2 separate regions of the Homo sapiens genome follow, and region 1 is linked to region 2. Evidence: chromatin loops called from intact Hi-C (ENCODE). Cell type or tissue: ascending aorta. All regions are shown on one strand. Each heading gives the region's core, and the rest is flanking DNA. Links, peaks and the distances in the headings are about the cores only.

What was found. A loop is a pair of places that touch in the nucleus more often than their neighbours do. Peaks named below come from ENCODE experiments on the same cell type or tissue, not always from the same donor. Only the 100,000 strongest peaks of a DNase experiment are listed, where the experiment ranks them.
Region 1: a loop joins it to region 2, with 2.7 times the contacts of the local background. A loop is called at or near these places in 2 of 110 quality-filtered maps.

The regions. Positions count from the first base shown.
Region 1 is chr17:78,175,582-78,178,912 of GRCh38, forward strand. It overlaps TK1 (thymidine kinase 1), which reads right to left. Exons shown (of 7, transcript NM_003258.5): 5 at 1-37. Among named protein-coding and RNA genes, the nearest start is that of SYNGR2, 8.7 kb to the left of the region's middle. RefSeq lists enhancers at 1-31, 52-171, 181-959, 182-231, 960-1,737. In ascending aorta, for the core only: a CTCF peak has its summit at 1,166 (motif pointing left); a DNase peak (open chromatin) is centred at 1,150; H3K27ac peaks cover 2,000 bases.
Region 2 is chr17:77,143,611-77,148,061 of GRCh38, forward strand. It overlaps SEC14L1 (SEC14 like lipid binding 1), which reads left to right. Exons shown (of 17, transcript NM_001143998.2): 3 at 1-49. Among named protein-coding and RNA genes, the nearest start is that of SEC14L1, 4.9 kb to the left of the region's middle. In ascending aorta, for the core only: a CTCF peak has its summit at 2,276 (motif pointing left); a DNase peak (open chromatin) is centred at 2,291; H3K4me3 peaks cover 1,011 bases; H3K27ac peaks cover 1,230 bases.

The sequences.
Region 1 (3,331 bases), core at 1-2,500, 1.0 Mb after region 2:
TGGCCATGGCCTCGCAGAACTCCACGATGTCAGGGAACTGGAAAGGGCACGTGGAGAAAGAGTGTGAGAGCTTCCACCCCAGCAGCAGCTCCCTGGAGCCCCAGCGAAGACGCTGCCAGATCTGACAACTCCGGCCATTTGGCCCGGAGTAACTCTTAATTCTCCCACGAGGCTCCCCAGGCCGGGGGACTGTGTCCACCCGCACGCCCCCCAGCAGACGACAGGTACATCCACAACTGCGCAGCCCCTTCCCCCTGCAGCCAGCTTCCCTCCGAGTCCAGGTACCCAGGACTCAGCACCGGACTTCCACACCAGCTGTGCTGTTTAACACTGCAGTGGCCAAAGGCCTGCTGCCTTGGGCTCGGACACCACTCTTCGCTGGACCCATTATCTGTGTGACCTTGGCAATGAATTAACGTCTCTGAACCTGTTTCCTTTTCCTTAAGAGCAAGGAAGGTCCTGTTGTTTAAGGATGGAAGGCCCTAAGTTATATACATGCTCTTCGGTGAATAGGTGGGCGCTTTGTGCTCTTGCCTCCCCCGTTTTAAACGGGTAATGTGCCTTGAGAAGGGGCGGGGGTCCTACTGGCCATTTACAGAGCAGGATGACACAGCACAGCCTTCTAAATTCAGGACCTGCACAGAGCACATTTACTGTGTAAAGCAAACTTCACTTTGGCCCAGGGAGAAGCTGAAACTCTGGCAAGTGCTCTGGTGATTCTCATCAATCAATCATATCACTCTTAGCTGGTTGAGTTCATATGTCCAGACTGGCCTTTGGGTTGGGTGAAGCAGGGATGTCCTTGTCCTTGGGTGCAGGGTCTCTCTCCCAGGGCCACTCAGGCTTTCTCAGCCCAGGTACTGAGGTTTGAGGTTATTGAGACGTGAGGGCTTAGCAAGGTGAGGACTAAGGGGTGGCTCGAAAAATTCCAGTGAGATCCAAGCAAAGCCCAACGTGACTGATTGCGCTCAGCTGACTGCAGGGGTCTCTGGAGAAGGAAACCCAGAGACTCCAGCACGCCAGGGCCCCTCCCCACCATGCACTCGTTCCCTCTTTTTCTCTGAGGACTCATGACATGTCACGAAAATGCAGCTCCCAGCCTGCAAGGAGCTGTGGGCCGGCACACCACCTGCGCCAGGGGCGCGCCCCCTGGAGGGCTGACGCTGCCATGGCTGCCATTTGAGGCCGGATCTCGCTGTGTCCTGTGCAGTGTAGGGTGTTGGGCTGCGTCCCTCGCCCCCACCCATTAGATAGATGCCAGGAACACACCTCCCACCCCCCAGCTGCGACAAAATTGTTTCTAGTTGTTGTGAGATGTCCCCTGGGTGGGAATGGAGAGGGGAAGAACCCTCCTGAGTTGAGAACCTTGCTCCTTCACCCGCCACATGAGGGTAGAAGGCAGACCCCAGACTCTCCTGCATCAGGGTTTCAGGATGAAGGTCCTCAGCCCCCACTCACTCCACCTCTTGACCAACCTCAGGCTGAGGTCCATAGTCAAAGAGCTTGGTTCTTGCACCCGGCACTTCCCCACCCGTCCAGCACTTCCAGTGATCTGCCTGCCTCAGCCTCCCAAAGTGCTGGGATCACAGACGTGAGCCTCTGTGCCAGACCCTAACTTTTCCTAGATTAAACTTATTATAGATTGCATGTCTCTAACCTGAAAGGCTCCAAAATCTGAAACTTTTTGAGCGCCCACCACAAGTGGAAAATTCCACACCTGACCTCATGGGACAGGTCACAGTCAAAAACTGTGGCTCACGTCCAAATTACTAAATACATAAAATTACTCTCAGGCTATGTGCCTAAGATGTCTATAAAACATAAATGGATTTTGTGTTTACACTTGGGGCTCATTCCCAAGGTCTCATTATATTATGAACATGCAAATATTCGAAAACCTGAAATCCGAAACACTTCTGGTCCCAGGCATTTAGGTTAAGGAATACTCAACCTGTATTACTTGTGTAGTAGAACAGAAAACACAAAAAGGTCTATTTTTTTTTTTTTTTTGAGACGGAGTCTCGCTCTGTCGCCCAGGCTGGAGTGCAGTGGCGTGATCTCAGCTCACTGCAAGCTCCGCCTCCTGGGTTCACGCCACTCTCCTGCCTCAGCCTCCCGAGTAGCTGAGACTACAGGTGCCCGCCACCACGCCTGGCTAATTTTTTTGTATTTTCAGTAGAGACGGGGTTTCACCGTGTTAGCCAGGATGGTCTCGATCTCCTGACCTCGTGATTCACCCACCTCGGCCTCCCAAAGTGTTGGGATTACAGGCATGAGCCACTGCGCCTGGCTTTGTCTATTTTTTTTGAGACAGAGTCTCGCTCTGTCATCCAGGCTGGAGTGCAGTGGCATAATCTTGGCTCACTGCAACCTCTGCCTCCCAGGTTCAAGCAATTCTTGTGCCTCTGCCTCCCAAGTAGCTGGAATTACAGGTGTGTGCCACCACGCTTGGCTAATTTTTGTATTTTTAGTAGAGATGGGGTTTCACCATGTTGGCCTGGCTGGTCTCAAACTCCTGACCTCAAGTGATCCGCCCGCCTAGGCCTTCCAAAGTGCTGGGATTACAGGTGTGAGCCACCGTGCCCAGCCAGAAAAAAAGTTTAAAAAAATAAATCAGAGCTCCTACTATTGCCAAGCGACCCTGCAAGCCCACCACACACTGTGCAGCTGTTGATGCAAGGGTGCCCACCCACCACCAGCATCTGAAGCACAGCACCCCCAGCTAGGAGCTTCAGGTTTTCCAGAGATTTCCAGGTGAGTCTCTCTTGGATGCCAACAGTTTCTACAGAGCAGTGTGAGCACCTGTGTGTCTCGCCCGGGGTACAAAGAAGCACAGAAGCTTCTGACCCAGGGCCTTCCTCAGGATGGCACGGTGGCTACTCTGTGAAAGGCTTTCCCTGCTGACCCAGAAAACGGGAACAAGGCAGGTTCGGCTGGGCTTCATCCACTGTCCACGTAGACAATGAAGGAGCGAAGGACAGTCCTTCTGCTGGGTCCCATGCTAGGAACCCCTCTCCTCGATCTAGAACTGCTTGCAATGGGAAGACCCTGAACTTCTTTTGTTTTGTTTTGTTTTGAGACTGAGTTTTGCTCTTGTTGTTGCCCAGGCTTGGAGTGCAATGGGGCGATCTTGGCTCACTGCAACCTTCGCCTACCGGGTTCAAGCGATTCTCCTGCCTCAGCCTCCCAAGTAGCTGGGATTACAGGCATGCGCCACCACGCCTGGCTAATTTTTGTATTTTTAGTAGAGACGGAGTTTCTCCATGTTGGTCAGGCTGGTGACCCGGAACTTCTTGAAGAGAACAAGGGCACACAGAGGCCAGGGCAGAAT
Region 2 (4,451 bases), core at 1,021-3,520:
CCAGTCCCCAGTGAGGGTGTACAAATACCCCTTTGAATTAATTATGGCTGTAAGTACTTGACATTTCAATTTACTCTTTGGCTTCTTATTTATAAAGTACAGTGTTAGAATTTGATGATCTATAGATTTATTGTTCGTCTCCATGGCATCACTTGAACTTACTCTGTTTTTATGCTTATGAACCGTATCTAGAGTGTGTAAAATGTTTTTAAAATACAAGCCTCTGAAAATAAAAATCTGCTTATTAAAAAAAATGCACCTCAGGGTAATGTATGAATTGAAGTTAATTCTCCCTTTGAACACACAGAAGTGGGATTCTAAGCACTTCTTCCTCGGGGTTGTGCTCTTTTTTTCCTTCGTTAGAGTAGCAAAGGGACATGGAGTGTGGTCTTTGCTGCTCGTGTGGAAGAGTGCTCTGCCTATGGGTGAATTCACTTTAGGTGGTGTTAGAACTGAGCACTGTGCGATGGAGTTTTACTCACGATTCAAATGACTCTGTTGAATGAGTTTTTCCGTTATTTACCTGAAGAATTTGGCTGAAAATAAGCATTTTACTAGATGCAAAGCAAACCTTTTCCAGTCATTTTTAGATTACCGTAGGGTATTTCTTCTTTTCCTTTCTCTTTTGTGTTATTATTAAGATATAACATACATACCAGAAAATATAATACAGACAGGAGAATGTGTCTTTCATGAGCACACACCTGATGAAAACGTGTGTCACACTCAGCACACCTGGGATACTGGCACCAAGGTCAGGAACCAGAACATGGCAACCCAGGAAGAAGTCTCCCCTGGTTCAAGTGAGCCACTGTTTTGACTCCTAATACACAGAGGACTGTTACCTGTTTCTGTTCCTTCTATAAATAGAAACGCAGGTGTTTTAGCAGCTGGCTGCTTCTGCTCAGCGTATGTTTGTGGGATTTATATAGATCAATAGTTTTGAAAAACAAGAAGTCCTCTTACGGGAAGAATTTACATGACAGGGTTTGTTTTAAAATTTATTTTATTTATTTTTTTGAGACAGCGTCTCACTCTGTCACTCAGGCTGGATTGTAGTGGCGCGATCTCAGCTCACTGCAACCTCCATCTCCTGGGTTCAAGCGATTCTTCTGCCTCAGCCTCCCAAATAGCTGGGATTACAGACCTGCACTACCATGCCCGCTAATTTTTGTATTTTTAGTAGAGATGGGGTTTCTCTATGTTGGCCAGGCTGGTCTCGAACTCCTGACCTCAGGTGATCCACCCGCCTTGGTCTCCCAGAGTGCTGGGATTACAGGCGTGAGCCACCTCTCCTGGTCTATTTTTATTTTTATTTTTTGAGACGGAGTTTTGCTCTCGTCCAGGCTGGAGTGCAGTGACGCGATCTTGGCTTACTGCAGCCTCTGCCTCCTGAGTTCAAGCGATTCTGCATCAGCCTCCCGAATAGCTGCGATTACAGGTGCCTGCCCCCGCACCTGGCTAATTTGTGTGTGTGTGTGTGTATGTATGTGTGTGTGTGTGTGTGTGTGTGTGTGTGTGTGTGTATATATACACATATATATTTGTTTTGTTTTGTTTTTTAGTAGAGATGGGGTTTCTCCATGTTGGCCAGGCTGGTCTTGAACTTCTGCCCTCAGGTGATCCTCCTGCCTTGGCCTTCCAAAGTGCTGGGATTACAGGTGTGAGCCACTGTACTTGAGATATAATTTACATACAGTGAAATGGTCACGTGTCAGGTGTACAGTTTGATTAGTTTTAACAAAAGAATCCCTCACACCTTTGTGAAAACACAGGACATTTGAATCCATCCCCCTGGTGAAGGTTCTGTGGTGCGCCTTCCCTTTCAGGTGTGAGGTTTTGGTTTGTGTGTGTGGGTAAGAAGCTCTGTGTGTTAAGATGTCTGTGTGTTAAGAAGTTACGTGTGTTAAGATGTAGTTACACATCTTAAATATGTGTAGCTAGGGCTGTTAACAGTATTTTATGTTGTTGACTTACCATGTTTGCCATTTGCATGTTATCTGTGCTGTTTTGGCTTTTGGTTGTATGAGGCAAAGACCCACTCCAGCCAGCTTGGGAAGGAGTTTGGTGAGTGGGAACATGTATAGTGTGATAGGAATCACACAGGAATCCGGGAATTCGAGCTGGGATGGGCTGAGCTCCAGAGCCTGGTAGTGGAGGGAGGTTCCTGGCTGCTCTGGGGGCCTCAGCCACAGTTTTTCTCTAGGATTTTGCCCTGTGGGACTGTGCCTGGCTCCATGTGCTGGAGCCTTCTACCCCGCCACCAGCTGGCTGCTTTGCTCACTCCTAGTTTTCCATGTGGCTTCAGCTCGAGGACGTGCTTAGCTGTCTGAAAGCCCTCTGGCCCCAGTTCAACTCTGTGGCATTTCTTGTTGCATTCTTTCAGTTTCTAAGTGACCAATTCCTGTCACATTTCATAGTTCACATCCTTGAGAGAAACTTGATCTAGTTCATTCCCCACCCCGACCCCTGCCCTGGTCCTGGGTTTGAGGATATTGGCTAGCCTGTGGATTGTTTGCCTTAGGTGGGAGGCCTGACCCTTGTTCAGTGAGCTGGGCTGGTGGAGCTGGGGAGGAGGCAGTGGGGGTGGTAGGCAGTGGGCATCGCCAGGTAAAGTAGAGTGGCTGCCCACGGCCCGGGGTGGACACAGGGCAGAGAGTTGGGCAGGGTGGGGGATGTTCTCCAAAACACTTGAGTGTGGCTTAAAAAGTTCATGCAACCCTGATAGTTTGAGGCAAAGGCTGGTTTCTTTGCCAAACGTTAGATTTAATAAAAGAGGAGGTGTTTGGATTGTTTAACGTTCAGACTTCCTTATTTCCCTTACTTCACTATTTTCAAAATTGTGACGTTTACCTTGCCAGTTCATGCAGGACTTTACAGAAGAACTCGAAATTCAAATTCTGAGCTGCCACCAAGTTTTTACAATTAAACCATTTTAAAACTATTGTTCTGAGGTAGTGGTTAATTTCCCTTCTTTTTCTTTCTTTCTTCTCCTTTTTTTTCTTTTTTTTATGATTTAAAACTTACTAGTTAGAAACTTTTTTTTTTGCCTCACCAGCTTCAGGAAATTTTCTTTTGAATTGTTAGAAAAACAAACAAACAAACACACAGACGCACACACACGCACGTATATTCTTCCACCCTGTAGTATAAAGAAAACATTTTTAAATCCGAAAATGAAATATGTTACCTTTTTCCTTCCAAAAGTAGACTGTGAGTGATGTTTGTGTGGTGTCCTTTGCCCCCATTTCTTACTGTAGTTTTATGGTATAAAATCCTCAGTATTTGCTTAATTTTTTTTGTCATTGAGGAAAACTAACAGTAAAATGAGTTAACCTGAAAATGCCCTTTTCAGTTCAGCATTCAGAGTGAGGAAAGAGGTATATATGCAGTTAAGGTGAGAACGGAACCGTAGCTTCCGCCGGCGGACTTGTGAGCACGTCAGAAAGCGAATGTGCCTCACTAGAACGCACGGTGGCGGCAGGAGTGGCCGGCAGTGCCCGGCACGCAGTCACGGGAGGTGGGTCGAGTCCTGGTTTATGTGAGTCCTGTGAGGTGAGAGAGTGGGAGAAAACGCCTCACTCAACTTAATGCCTTTGTTTGTTTGTTTTAACCAAGAGTTTACTTGTAATTTAGTATTGCCGGAAAATTGTTCAGGTAAAAAGTGCCTAGTATAAATAGGTACACAGTCAGGTCAGATATGTTAATTGCATCTCACTTGATTTAATGAAAATTTACCATTTGTTTTGAGGTCAGTACCATTAAAAAAAAAACATGTTAAAGTTCTCATTAACTCGCTTGAGTGGTATTTACATAAGCAAAATTGAAGTGGAGGTTTTTCAGTAGGCATTTGCATGGTGTTGTTTTGTTAGATATCAGCCCAGAAACAGAATGTCAGAGCTTTCAGCGAGTTGGAGCAATCACCTAGCTCAACCCTCCCTTGGAGGGCGGGGAATCTGAGACTCCGAGGTGGTGAAACTTACACAGGTAGTGCCGAGATCTGATTCTCGAGTTTAGTGTTCTTTTCTCATACTATGCTTCTTCCTTCTACCCAGGGATGTGTACCTGAAACATTTTATGAAAGAGAAATCAAAACTTCTTGGCCACACACAAACGAAAGCCTCACACCTGACAAGGAAGGCGCACCAGGGAACCTTCTGGGGGGATGGTTGCAGATGTCCTGTGTTTTGACAAAGGTGTGGGGGACTCATTTTTTAAATTGAGTTATAATTTACATACAATGAAGTGGTCACATGTCAGGTGTACAGTTTGATCAGTTTTAACCAAAGGGCTGCTCTTCCTGGCTTGCGGGGAGGAGAAATTAATCAGTGAAGGACACTGATTGATTGTGCCTTAAAGGGTTTAAGATCTCACGGGAGCATAGTGATATGATCCCACAGATTAGGAACTTAGAATGGGATGTATAATTCTAGGGTGCTTGAGTTGAAGTG